2 separate regions of the Homo sapiens genome follow, and region 1 is linked to region 2. A link is a contact called in ENCODE Hi-C or POLR2A ChIA-PET data. All regions are on one chromosome and are shown on one strand. Each heading gives the region's core, a stretch centred on a gene start or an enhancer-like site at or near the end of the contact. The rest is flanking DNA. Distances are from core to core; before and after follow the strand shown. Region 1 holds the start of MIR7-3HG (MIR7-3 host gene). Region 2 holds the start of SEMA6B (semaphorin 6B).

Evidence for each region. A loop is a pair of places that touch in the nucleus more often than their neighbours do. ChIA-PET counts read pairs that join two places held with the same protein, here RNA polymerase II (POLR2A). Pooled maps may share reads with other maps.
Region 1: a map of gastrocnemius medialis shows a loop between it and region 2 (3-fold over the local background). The contact joins the promoter of MIR7-3HG here to the promoter of SEMA6B in region 2. A Hi-C loop is called at or near these places in 1 of 168 maps with a recorded cell type or tissue (gastrocnemius medialis) and 1 of 50 pooled maps. POLR2A ChIA-PET finds 5 or more read pairs at or near these places in 1 of 52 experiments (GM12878).

Annotation. Positions count from the first base shown.
Region 1 is chr19:4,766,083-4,772,580 of GRCh38, reverse strand. MIR7-3HG (MIR7-3 host gene) reads right to left here and starts at 3,476. Exons shown (of 3, transcript NR_027148.1): 1 at 3,230-3,476; 2 at 2,824-2,951; 3 at 25-417. MIR7-3 (microRNA 7-3) reads right to left here and starts at 1,911; the gene lies at 1,802-1,911. RefSeq lists a silencer at 2,750-3,044.
Region 2 is chr19:4,558,434-4,565,547 of GRCh38, reverse strand. SEMA6B (semaphorin 6B) reads left to right here and starts at 5,864. Exons shown (of 17, transcript NM_032108.4): 1 at 5,864-6,018; 2 at 7,059-7,114. The coding sequence starts at 7,091.

The sequences.
Region 1 (6,498 bases), core at 2,227-4,726, 210 kb before region 2:
CTAGAAGAAGGATCTTCCTGTGTGTGCTGAGGCCATTCATTCATTTATTGATTGATGTATTGGTTTATTCTTTGATGCCTTTATTGATTCAACACATGCTTATTATATGCCTGCTGTGTGCCGGGCCCCGGACCAGGCGCTGGGGACACAGCAGTGAAAATACTAACATTGTTTCTGCCCTCACGGAGCTCACAGTGTAACAGGGAGACAAATAGACCTGTCAGTAGATAACATGAAAATAATTGGACTATGTGCTGCAGACACAATATCCCAGGTCTATGAGAATGTCAATACAGACTTCACGTGGGAAATGGTGAGGCAATAAGGATCGTTTCCCTTGATGAAATGGAGCTTGCAGAAGAAGGCAGGGTCAGTTGTGGGGAGCTCTGGTTGGAGGTGGAGGGAGTGCATTCCAAGCTGCAGGAACAGCAGAGGCAAAAGCCCTGAGGCTGGAGAACAGGTAACCATGTGCAGTTTTTCACTTGATTAGGGTGTTGCAGAGAATTGGGAGTGAGTCTTATATATTTATTTATTTATTTATTATTTTTTACTGAGATGAGGTCTTGCTATGTTGCCCAGGCTGGTCTCGAACTCCTGAGCTCAAGCTATCCTCCCACCTTGGCCTCCCAAAGTGCTGGGATTACAAGTGTGAGCCACCATGTCTGGCAAAGGTGGTGAGCCTTTATGATGTCATAAGTCACCACTGGGCACAAGTTCACACTTGTCCTATGATTGGCCCATGACACTGATGGGTAGCAGACAGGAAAGGAATCTTTTCTGAAACTTTTTTTTTGAAACAGGGTGTTGTTCTGTTGCCCAGTCTGGAGTGCAGTGGTGCAGTCATGGCTCACTGCAGCCTTGATCTCCCAGGCTCAAGTGTTCCTCCCACCTCCTAAGTAGTTGGGACTACAGGCATGTGTCAACTCACGGGGTCTCACTATATTGCCCAGGCTGGTCTCAAACTCCTGTACTCAAGCAATCCTCCCATCTCATCCTCCCAAAATGTTAGGATTACAGGTATGAGCTCCCACACCCAGCCCACTTCTGGAACTTTTATTGAAAAGTATCCTTAGGCTGGGTTCGGTGGCTCACACCTGTAATCTTGGCACTTTGAGAGGCTGAGGCAGGAGACCATGTCTTTACAAAAAAGAAAAAAAAAATGTTTTTTGAGACAGAATCTCTCTCTGTTGCCCAGGCTGGAGTGCAGTGGTGCAATCTTGGGTCATGCAGCCTCTGCCTCCTGGGTTCAAGGGATTCCCATGCCTCAGCCTCCCGAGTAGCTGGGACTACAGGTGTGTGCCACAACGCCCAGCTAATTTTTGTATTTTTAGGAGAAATGGAGTTTCACCATGTTGTCCAGGCTGGTCTTGAACTCCTGGCCTCAAGTGGTCCACCTGCCTTGGCCTCCCAAAGTGCTGGGATGACAGGCGTGAGCCACCCGGCCAAAAAAATAATAATTTTTTTTTTAATAGAAAAGTACCCTGAGAACTCTGGTCTAGGGAGGGCTTTAAATGTCATTCCCTCATTGGGTCTCCCAGGAAAGCGCCATAAGGTGGTTAGAGGTCTTGGGTTTAGAGTCAGGTATGTTCTATCTCCAGGCTTGTGGGGGCGTACGAGTGATGTGACAAACCCCATACATGGTGCATGGCTGTATGAGCACAGGATGTATGTCCTTGTTTGCTTCCCTCCTTTGCCTGTGCCTGTATCGCCTGGAGTGAGCCAGCCCCCCCACTCCGAGTGGAAGCGATTCTTCCCCGACCTCCCCGGTTCTCCCCCACTGGCCAGCCCATTGAAGGCGAAGGTCGAAGGGAGTCTGCGCTATGAGGCCGGCTGTGACTTGTTGTCGTAGTACATCAGAACAACAAAATCACTAGTCTTCCACACAGCACTAGACCACAGCCACTCTAATCTTCTTCACCACCCTCTGCCCCATGTCTGAGACCCCTGCCCAGCTCCTCCTTCTCACCTGAGCCAAGCTATGACACCTGAGTTTCCTGCCTCTGTGCTGCCTCCCTGTTTTCCATTCCCGGTTCTCCTGGAGAGAAGCAGGGTCTGATCTCCAAGGGCCCACCTCCCACCCAGGCACGTCAGAGACATGGGATTTGGAGTTGGACTGGTGGGGTTGACTTACAGCTTCACTTGTGGGCTGAGAGTCCCTGCGTGGGTTATTTTTCTGCCTTTCTCAGGGCCTTGGGTTCCCCAAATGTCACATGGGCACAGTAACACCCATGTCCTAGGGTTGAAGATGGCATGATATGATGTATGTAAAATGCTTGGCACAAGGTTTCTCACCGAAGTCTGGAAGAGACACCATAATGTCATCTTAGCAGGCAGCTGTTACCCCAGTGAGGTATCTTACCTGTTGAAAATTCCGGACTTGGGCCAGGCGCAGTGACTCACGCCTGTAATCCTAGCACTTTGGGAGGCTGAGGTGGACGGATGAAGAGGTCAAGAGTTTGAGACCAGCCTGGCCAACATGGTGAAACCCCGTCTCTACTAAGAATACAAAAATTAGCCGGGAGTGGTGGCATGTGCCTGTAATCCCAGATACTCGGGAGGCTGAGGCAGGAGAATCCCTTGAACCCAGGAGGCAGAGGTTGCAGTGAGCCGAGATCGTGCCACTGCACTCCAGCCTGGGCGACAGAGCAAGACTCCGTCTCGAAAAAAAAAGAAAATTGCAGACTTCTGTGTGTGCTTATCTGGAAAATACTTTGTTTAAAAATCCATTACATGAGGTGCAGGTCTCCAGAAATGCCAGGCACCTCAGACCACCCTCTCTCGTCCTCCCCCTGCAAAATCAGGGTCAAAGGGCTCTCCCGTTACCTGGAGGAGCTGTCCAGGGTTCTGGAGACGAAACGGAGCCCGCTGGGAACTGTCCTGAGCCCCGGTGCTGAAACAGATCGCGGTTCTCTTCTCGGACCTCCCGAGAGGCGCTGTCCGGATATTTGGTGCTGAAATAAATAGCATTCTCCTCCTTCGGTCGGTGGAGAGCTGTCCCTCGTGCTGAAGAAAACTTGATTTTCCTCTCTCTTTCCCCGTTCCCCCACCCCTCTTCGTTCTCGGTTCCTCCGATTCTTGGGAAACCCCACCCCCACTCAATTTATTTCCCCTCCTAGCTTCTTCCTGGGGAGCTTCAGAATGGCAATGGGGTGGCGGGGGGGAGACACAGAGGGGTCGCAACTAGCACTGATACCTGCTCCTCACCCTGTACCATGTCCCCAGAACTTACCTCCCAAGCAGTCAGCCCTGCTGGTCTCTGCTTTCCAGACCGTCAAACTTCGCCGTCTCTGTCCCTTTCTGGGAAAATGTCCATGCGCCAACCTGCAAACCAGCCTCATTCCCGGCATCCCACGTCCCTCAGACCACCCCTCCTCCCACGCAGCTGCGGGCCTCCCCCTCTGTGTGCCTCACCTGCTTCCAGTCTTGTTGGCAGATGCAGGTGTCCCGTGGCTGCCGAGGCGGGGACCTGCGCTTTTATAGGCTTCAGGGAAGGCGGAGCGCCAGGAATCCTGGGAGGGGCTTCCCCAACTGGCCAATGGGATTCCGCCTCAGAATGAAGCTCCAAAGATTACCTCATAGGTTGTGGCCCACGCTTCAGAATAAAAGTCTGGCATCTGCCCAAAAACTGGGCTAGGGGATTTTTTCGGATGGGGAAGGAGCATTCATTGTGGACCATGGAGTCTCCCCACTCTCTCCAATCCCCTCCTGGGTTCCTGAGCTCCAAGTTCGTTCAGGTGTCCTGGCTGGTACCTGTTTCTTCCCATTCCCAATTTTTGCTATTGCTCCTGGTTCAGGAAAGAAAAAGCTGGTAAACTGTTTTGGGAAAAAATAAGGGATGTGGAGAATATTAAAGTCCAGTTCCACCTAGGGCAACTGACGTCTGTGAAAATGGAGGGCTCAGAAGACTCTGGGGCAGAGGTGGGACTTAAGCCTGAAGCTTTTGATTCCTTAACTCAAAACCCAATTTATAAAATTCAGCTTATTGTAGTGCTATACTGGGCAGGCTCTGAACCAAAAAACGAAGAAACTGGGGTTCAAGTTCAGATTTTTCTTCTCCTTCCTTTGGGACATTGGGCACAGTTGTGCCTCAGTTTTTGCAACTGTGAAGTAGTGATAATAGTAGAGTATTTGCTGAGGAACTAATGATATGGTGTGGATTGCATGTTAGAAATAATCAGGGCAGGGGCTAATGTGAGTTGGGTGAGGCACCAGCCTCAGGTGCAAAACTTAAAGGGGCACCAAAAAACTCAATAATCAAGGTAAATAATATTTCAGGCCAGGTGCAATGGCTCATGCTTGTAATCTGAGCACTTTGGGAGGCCAAGGTGGGAGGATCACTTGAGGCCAGGATTTCAAGATGAGCCTGGGCAACATAGTGAGACCCCGTTTCTGAGAGAGAAAGAGGGAGAGAGGGAGAGAGAAAGAGAGAAACAGAGAGAGAGAGAGAGAGAGAGAGAGAGAATGGCACCTGTGGTCTCAGCTACTTGGGAGGCTGAGGTGAGAGGATCACTTGAGGCCAGGAGGTCGAAGCTGCAGTGAGTTATGATTGCACCACTGCACTCCAGCCTAGGTGACAGAGCAAGACCCTGTCTCAAAAAAAAATCGATGCAATGTTTTAAGAAATCAAAATGTATGCCAAAATCCACAATGAACAAAATATCAAAAATGTAAATAAAGGCAGAACCAGCCTTTCTGACTTTTCCTTTTGCCTGAGGTCCCAATATGGCTTGGCATGGCACTAGCAATCATGTCTGTTTACGGTAAGTTTTCTAATAATGCAGCTGTTATTCTTTCCTGATCTATTCCACCCATTTATTTGCTCAACAAACTTGTTGTACTAGGCACTGGAGATACATACATGAATTCAGCAACCAACCTTGCCTTTAGGGAGGGTAAAGACATGAAAACTCTGCTCACATGTTGGTATGGGCATTGGGTTGAAGGAACAGTCAGTGTAAGGGCCCTGGTGGGGGTGGGGGAAAGAACAGGCCCTGGGGGGTGAGCAAGCATAGAAGGGACAGTTAGGATATAAATCAGGGACAGCTGTACAGGACCTGATCATTCAGGCCAGGACAAAAGTGAAGTTCCTCAGGTTGCACAGGAAGACCTGCCACCCTTTCTCTCTCCCCTTCCCTAAGCTTTTACTCTGTGCCAGGGTCAGTGCCAGACATTCTACCTGCTGAGTGATCTGAAGGCCTCAGGGCAGCCCCATGAGATAGATCCCAGCCAGGTGCGTTGACTCACCCCTGTAATTCCAGCACTTTGGGAGGCCGAGGCGGGTGGATGACCTGAGGTCAGGAGTTCGAGACCAGCTTGGCCAATATGGTGACACCTCGTCTCTACTAAAAATACAAAAATTAGCCGAGTGCGGTGGCGGGTGCCTGTAGTCCCAGCTACTACAGAGGCTGAGGCAGGAGAATCGCTTGAACCCGGGAGGCAGGGGTTGCAGTAAGCCAAGATCATGCCACTGCACTCCAGCCTGGGTGACAGAGCGAGACCTTGTATAAAAAAAATAAAAATAATAAAAAAATTGAAAAAGGGCCGGACATGGTGGCTCACGCCTGTAATCCCAGCACTTTGGAAAGCAGAGGTGGGTGGATCACCTGAGGTCGGGAGTTTGAGAACAGCGTGACCAACATGGAGAAACCCTGACTCTACTAAAAATACAAAATTAGCCGGCATGGTGGCACGTGCCTCTAATCCCAGCTACTTGGGAGGCTGAGGCAAGATAATCGCTTGAACCCAGGAGGTGGGGGTTGCAGTGAGCCAAGATTGTGCCACTGCACTCCAGCCTAGGCAATAAGAGCAAAACTCTGTTAAAAAAAAAGAAGAAGAAGAACAAAGAAAGGAAGGAAGGAGAAAGAGAAAGAGAGAAAAAAGAAAGAAAAAGAAAGAAAGAAGAAAGAAAGAAGAAAGAAAGAAAGAAAGAAAGAAAGAAAGAAAGAAAGAAAGAAAGAAAGAAAGAAAAAGAAAGAAGGAAAGAAAGAAAGAAAAAGAAAGAAAGTTCTTTTTGGCTGGATGCCTGTAATCCCAGCACTCTGGGAGGCCAAGGCAAGTGGATCACCTGAGGTCAGGAGTTTGAGACCAGACTGGACAATATGTTGAAACCCCATCTCTACTAAAAATACAAAAATTAGCTGGGCATGGTGGTGCATGCCTGTAATCCCAACTACTCAGGAGGCTGAGGCAGGAGAATCGCTTGAACCCAGGAGTTTGAAGTTGCAATGAGCCAAGATTGCACCATTGTACTCCAGCCTGGGCAACAAGAGCAAAACTCCATCTCAAAATAGACAGAGAGAGAGAGAGAGAGAGAGAGAGAGAGAGAGAGAGAGAGAGAGAGAGAGAAAGGAAAGCAGGCCTTTTGACTGGGCACAGTGGCTCATGCCTGTAATCCCAGCACTTTGGGAGGCCAAAGCGGGCAAATCACGAGGTCAGGAGGTCGAGACCAGCCTGGTCAACATGGTGAAACCTCGTCTCTACTAAAAATACAAAAAATTA
Region 2 (7,114 bases), core at 4,615-7,114:
GATTACAGGCGTGAGCCACGGCGCCTGGCCTGTTGTTATTTTATTTTTTTGAGACAGGGTCTCACGTGGTTGCCCAGACTGGAGTACAGTGGACCAATCATAACTCATTGCATTCCTGAACTCTTGGGCTCAAGCCATCATCCTGCTTCAGCCTCACAAGTAACTGAGACTAGAGGCATGTGCCACCACGCCTGGTTAATTTTTTATTTCCTGTAGGAATTGTGAGGGGGTGTCTCACTATGTTGCCCAGGCTGGTCTCAAACTCTTGAGCTCAAGCAGTCCTCTTGCTTTGGCCTCCCAAAGTGTTTTACAAAATTAATACAAAAATTAACCGGGCGTGGCAGTGCACTCCTGTAATCCCAGCTTCTCAGGAGGCTGAAACACGAGAATCGCTTGAACCTGGGAGGTGGAGGTTGTAGTGAGCCGGTAGTGAGCCACTGCACTCCAGCCTGGGCCACAGAGTGAGAATCTTTTCCCCCCTCCCCGGCTCCCTCCCCCCTGCCCAAAAAAAAAAAAAAAAACCCAGGCATGGTGGTGCACACCTATGGTCCCAGCTACTCGAGAGGCTGAGGCAGGAGGATTGCTTGAGTCCGGAAGTTCAAGGCTGCAGTGAGTGGTGATTGTGCCACTGTACTCCAGCCTGGGCAACAGAGCCAGACCCTGTCTCTTAAAACAATGTTTAAAGAAATAGTTTCTAGAGTTAAATATTGTTCTGATAAAACTCAAGATGAGGCCGGGTGCTGTGGCTCACACCTGTAATCCAAGCACTTTGGGAGGCTGAGGTGGGCGGATCATGAGGTCAGGAGATAGAGACCATCCTGGCTAACATGGTGAAACCCCGTCTCTACTAAAAAATCCAAAAAATTAGCTGGGCGTGGTGGTGGCGGGAGCCTGTAGTCCCAGCTACTGGGGAGGCTGAGGCAGGAGAATGGCGTGAACCCGGGAGGCGGAGCTTGCAGTGAGCCGAGATCGTGCCACTGCACTCTAGCCTGCGTGACAGAGCGAGACTCCGTCTCAAAAAAAAAAACAAACCACAAGATGAAAGACAGACCATATTACACCAATTAGGATGGCTACTGTCAAAAAACTGGAAGATAGCCGGGTGTGGTGGCTCACACCTGTAATCTTCGCACTTTGGGAGGCCAAGGTGGGTGGATCACCTGAGGTCAGGAGTTCGAGACCCGCCTGGGCAATATGGTGAATCTCTGTCTGTACTAAAATTACAAAAATTAGCCAGGCATGGTGGCACCCGCCTGTGGTCCCAGGTACTCGGGAGGCTGAGGCGGGAAGATCGCTTGAACCCAGGAGGCGGAGATTGCGGTGAACCAAGATCATGCCACTGCACTCCAGCCTGGGTGACAGAGCGAGACTCCATCTCAAAAAAATAATAAGAATGAAGGAGGCTGGGCATGGTAGCTAACATCTGTAATCCCAGCACTTGGGGAGGTCAAGGTGGGTGGATTGCATGAGGTCAGGAGTTCAAGACCAGCCTGACCAACATGGTGAAACCCCATGTATACTAAAAATACAAAAAAAAAAAATTAGCCGGGCGTGGTGGCGTGCACCTGGAGTCCCAGCTACCTGGGAGGCTGAGAAAGGAGAATCGCTTGAACCCAGGAGGCAGAGGTTGCAGTGAGCTGAGATCGTGCCACTGCACTCCAGCCTGGGAGACAGATCGAGACTGTCTCAAAAAAAGAAAAAAAAAAAAAGGGAAGGAAACCCTGACACAGGTCACAGTGTGGATGCATCTTGAGGCAATCCCGCTCAGTGAGAGAGCCAGACACGCAAGGACAAACCACTGTGTGACCCACTCCTAGGAAGTCCCTAGAGTCATCAGGTTCACCCAGACAGTAGGATGGGAGGTGCCAGGGGCTGGGGAGGGGGGTGAGGAGTGAGTGTTTCATGGGGACAGAATTTCAGTTTGGGAAGCTGAGAAAGTTCTGGAGATGGTGGTGGTGATGGGTGCACAATTATGTGGATGTTCTTAATGCTAGTGAACTGTGTGTACTTAAAAACAGTTAAGGGCCCACCGGGCACCGTGGCTCACAACTGTAATCCCAGCACTTTGGGAGGCCGAGGCGGGTGGATCACCTGAGGTCAGGAGTTCAAGACCAGCCTGGCCAATATGGTGAAACCTTATCCCTACTAAAAATACAAAAATTGGCCGGGGGCAGTGGCTCATGCCTGTAATCCCAGCACTTTGGGAGGCCTAGGCGGGCGGATCACGAGGTCAGGAGATTGAGACCATCCTGGCTAACATGGTGAAACCCTCTCTCTACTAAAAAATACAACAAAAATTAGCCGGGTGCTAATTTTTGGTGGTGGGCACCTGTAGTCCCAGCTACTCGGTAGGCTGAGGCAGGAGAATGGCGAGAACCCGGGAGGCGGAGCTTTCAGTGAGCCGAGATCACACCACTGCACTCCAGCCTGGGCAACAGAGTGAGACCCTGTCTCAAAAAAAAAAAAAAAAAAGTGTAAAGAAATAGAATTAAATATTATTCTGATAAAACACAAGATGAAAGACACACCATGTCATACCCATTAGGATGGGTATGTCAAAAAACTGGAAGGTGGCCGGGCATGGTGGCTCACACCTGTAATCCTCACACTTTGGGAGGCCACGGCGGGTGGATCACCTGAGGTCAGGAGTTCGAGACCAGCCTGGCCAACATTGTGACACCCCGTCTGTACTAAAAATACAAAAATTAGCTGGGCGTGGTGGCACGTGGCTGTGGTGTCAGGTACTTGGGAAGTTGAGGCGGGAGGATCACTTGAACCCGGGAGGCAGAGATTGCGGTGAACCAAGATCATGCCACTGCACTCCAGCCTGGGTGACAGAGCGAGACTCCATCTCAAAAAAATAATAAGAATGAAGGAGGCTGGGCATGGAGGCTCACACCTGTAGTCCCAGCACTTTGGGAGGCCGAGGTGTGTGGATTGCATGAGGTCAGGAGTTCAAGATCAGCCAGACCAACATGGTGAAACCCCATGTATACTAAAAATACAAAAAAAAAATTAGCCGGGCGTGGTGGCGTGCACCTGGAGTCCCAGCTACCTGGGAGGCTGAGAAAGGAGAATCGCTTGAACCCAGGAGGCGGAGGTTGCAGTGAGCTGAGATCGTGCCACTGCACTCCAGCCTGGGAGACAGAGCGATATTGTCTCAAAACAAGAAAAAAAAAAAAAGGGGAAGGAAACCCTGACACAGGTCACAGTGTGGATGCATCTTGAGGCAATCCCGCTCAGTGAGAGAGCCAGACACGCAAGGACAAACACTGTGTGACCCACTCCTAGGAAGTCCCTAGAGTCATCAGGTTCACTGAGACAGTAGGATGGGAGGTGCCAGGGGCTGGGGAGGGGGGTGAGGAGTGAGTGTTTCATGGGGACAGAATTTCAGTTTGGGAAGTCGAGAAAGTTCTGGAGATGGTGGTGGTGATGGGTGCACAATTATGTGGATGTTCTTAATGCTAGTGAACTGTGTGTACTTAAAAACAGTTAAGGGCCCACCGGGCACCGTGGCTCACAACTGTAATCCCAGCACTTTGGGAGGCCGAGGCGGGTGGATCACCTGAGGTCAGGAGTTCAAGACCAGCCTGGCCAATATGGTGAAACCTTATCCCTACTAAAAATACAAAAATTGGCCGGGGGCAGTGGCTCATGCCTGTAATCCCAGCACTTTGGGAGGCCGAGGTGGGTGGATCACCTGAGGTCAGGAGTTCAAAACCAGCCTGGCCAATATGGTGAAACCTTATCCCTACTAAAAATACAAAAATTAGCCGGGTATGGTGGCGGGCACTTGTGATCCCAGCTACTTGGGAGGCTGAGACAGGAGAATTGCTTGAACCCGGGAAGCTGAGGTTGCAGTGAGCCGAGATCACGCCATTGCACTCCAGCCTGGGCGACAGAGCAGGACTCTTGTCTCCAAAAAAAAAAAAAAAAAAAAAAAAGAGCACTCACCCCTTGGGGGTGCTGTGAAGATTAAATGAGTTAATTTAAGTACTTATGATAATGCCTGGCACCTAGCAAGTGCTTTATGTTTGCTAGGTGTTTTTTTGTCGTTGTTTTAATTTAAATTAATTTTATTTTTTTTGAGATAGGGTCTCACTCGGTCGCCCAGACTGGAGTACAGTGGACCAATTATAACTCATTGCATTCTTGAACTCCTGGGCTCAAGCAATCATCCTGCTTCAGCCTCACAAGTAGCTGGGACTACAGGCACGTGCCACCATGCCTGGTTAATTTTTTATGTTCTGTAGAGATTATGGGGGCGTGTCTCGCTATGTTGCCCAGGCTGGTCTCAAACTCCTGAGCTCAAGTGATCCTCTTGCCTTGGCCTCACAAAGTGCTTTACAAAATTAATACAAAAATTAACCGGGCGTGGCAGTGCACACCTGTAATCCCAGCTTTTCAGGAGGCTGAGACACGAGAATTGCTTGAACCTGGGAGGTGGAGGTTGCAGTGAGCCGAGATCATACCACTGCATCGCAGCCTGGGTGACAGAGTGAGACTCTGTCCACCTTCCCCTGCGTCCCCCACCCCCGGCAAAAAAAAAAGTCAGGCTTGGTGGTGCACACCTATGGTCCTAGCTACTCGGGAGGTTGAGGTAGGAGGATTGCTTGAGCCTGGAAGTTCAAGGCTGCAGTGAGTGGTGATTGTGCCACCGTACTCCAGCCTGGGCAACAGAGCCAGACCCTGTCTCTTAATGTTTAAAGAAATAGTTTCTAGAATTAAATATTATTCTGATAAAACACAAGATGAAAGACACAGCATGTCATACCCATTAGGATGGCGACTGTCAAAAAACCAAAAGGTGGCCGAGCGTGGTGGCTCACACCTGTAATCCTCGCACTTTGAGAGGGCAAGGCGAGTGGATCACCTGAGGTCAGGAGTTCGAGACCAGCCTGGCCAACATGGTGAAACCCCATCTGTACTAAAAATACAAAAATTAGCTGGGCGTGGTGGCACGTGGCTGTGGTCTCAGGTACTTGGGAAGTTGAGGCGGGAGGATCGCTTGAGCCTGGGAGGCAGAGATTGCTGTGAACCAAGATCATGCCACTGCACTCCAGCCTGGGTGACAGAGCGAGACTCCATCTCAAAAAAATAATAAGAATGAAGGAGGCTGGGCATGGTGGCTCACACCTGTAATCCCAGCAGTTTGGGAGGCCGAGGTGGGTGGATAGCATGAGGTCAGGAGTTCAAAACCAGTTTGACCAACATGGTGAAACGCCATGTGTACTAAAAATACAAAAAAATTTAGCCGGGCATGGTGGCATGCACCTGGAGTCCCAGCTACCTGGGAGGCTGAGAAGAATCGCTTGAACCCGGGAGGGGGAGGTTGCAGTGAGCTGAGATGGCACCACTGCACTCCAGCCTGGGCGACAGAGCAAGACTCTGTCTCAAATAATAATACTACTAATAATAGTTAAATGAAAATGGTTAAGATGACAGCTTTTATGTTATATATATTTTAGCCATTTTTTTTTAAAGGCACAGGGCAGACAGGGCTCTTAGTTAGGTTCTGGGGTAGGGGGCTAGAAAGGCCCGTGGCATGAGGGGAGGGTAGGCCGAAGTGGGGTCTGAGGTCAGGGGCCTTGAATCCCAGGGAGAGGCTGGGGCCTGGACTCAGGGGTCCCTGGGAGCCACAGGAGGCTGTAGAGCAGGGGAGGAGCCAGGGAAGGAAATTCTGAAGGAAACAGGGCCGTGCCCTGAACACACGTGGAATCCGGGTGTTCGCTGAGTCACAAATCCTGGAAGCTCAGGGTCGTGAAGAGGAAGTCCAGCCGCGCTATGCGAGGTCTTCCTGTTTTTGGAGGGGGCAGGCACCCCAGGGCCGATTGTCGCGAATCACCTTCACCTCTGGGGGCTCAGAATCCCTGAGCCAGAAGGCCAGGGCAGGGCTGGGGGATACCCCTGCTGCTCAGACAGGAAAATGGGCTCGGAGCTTGCCCAATACTTCCCAGAAGGACGAGGCTGCTGAACTTCTCATTCGGGGCTCCGGGACCTGGACTGTACCCCTTTCTGGTAGGGGGTGCTCTGAACTGGGACCTTCAGCATGGAGGGCGGGGGTTCAGAGGGTGAATTCCGCTGCTATGTCATTACCTGGATGGGAGAGTGTCTCCACTCCACACACCTAGAAGTTTCTGCAAAGTTACCTTGAATGGGAGTGGGAAGCAGTCCCCCGTGAGAGGTAGTGAGGTGCCTGTCATGGAGGTGTGCAAGCGGAGAATGAAAAGGCTGGATTTGGGAAGGAGGTCAGATCTACCAGGGTCACAGAGGCCCTTGGCATGGGGAATATTCTGTGATTCTGTGGTTATGTAGTACTGTCATTCCCAGCTTGTGGCTTTTTTTTTTTTTTTTTGGATGGAGTCTTGCTCTGTTGCCCAGGCTGGAGTGCAGTGGTGCGATCTTGGCTCACTGCAACCTCCACCTCCTGGGTTCAAGGGATTCTCCTGCCTCAGCTCTCCAGTAGCAGGGATTACGGGCACAGGCCACCATACCTGGCTAATTTTTGTATTTTTTTGTAGAGACAGGGTTTCGCTATGTTAGGCAGGCCGGTCTTGAACTCCTGACCTCAGATGATCCTCCCATCTCGGCCTCCCAAAATGTTGGGATTACAGGCGTGAGCCACCACACACAGCCAGCTTGTGGCTTATAAAATTCCAAGAGCCTTTGACTCTTTTTTTTTTTAGCCTTTGAGTTTAATATTTTTGTGTTTTAATTCTAAGTATTTTTATGCATGTATTTTGCGATTGCATTTTTAAATATATGTTTTAGGATATTTGTATCTATTATTATAATAATTATTATTAGTTTTAAATTACCGAATGCAGTTTTGTTTGAAGTCGTTTCCTGGGCTTTCACGCACACGTGGCCATAAAGTTGTTCTGATAATTAAATCAGTGCTGTGTATTATTATTATTATTGCCATTATTGTTTTTATTAATTATTATCCCCGTGAGGAATTTTTCTGGGATTTGAAGGAGCGTCTGCTGCTCTCGCCCGCCGTCTTGTGGCCACGAGCGGGACTGCAGGCCGCTCACCTCGCCGCCCCTTGCCCGCAGGCGTCACCTCCTCCTGTCGCCTGGCCCTCGCCATGCAGACCCCGCGAGCGTCCCCT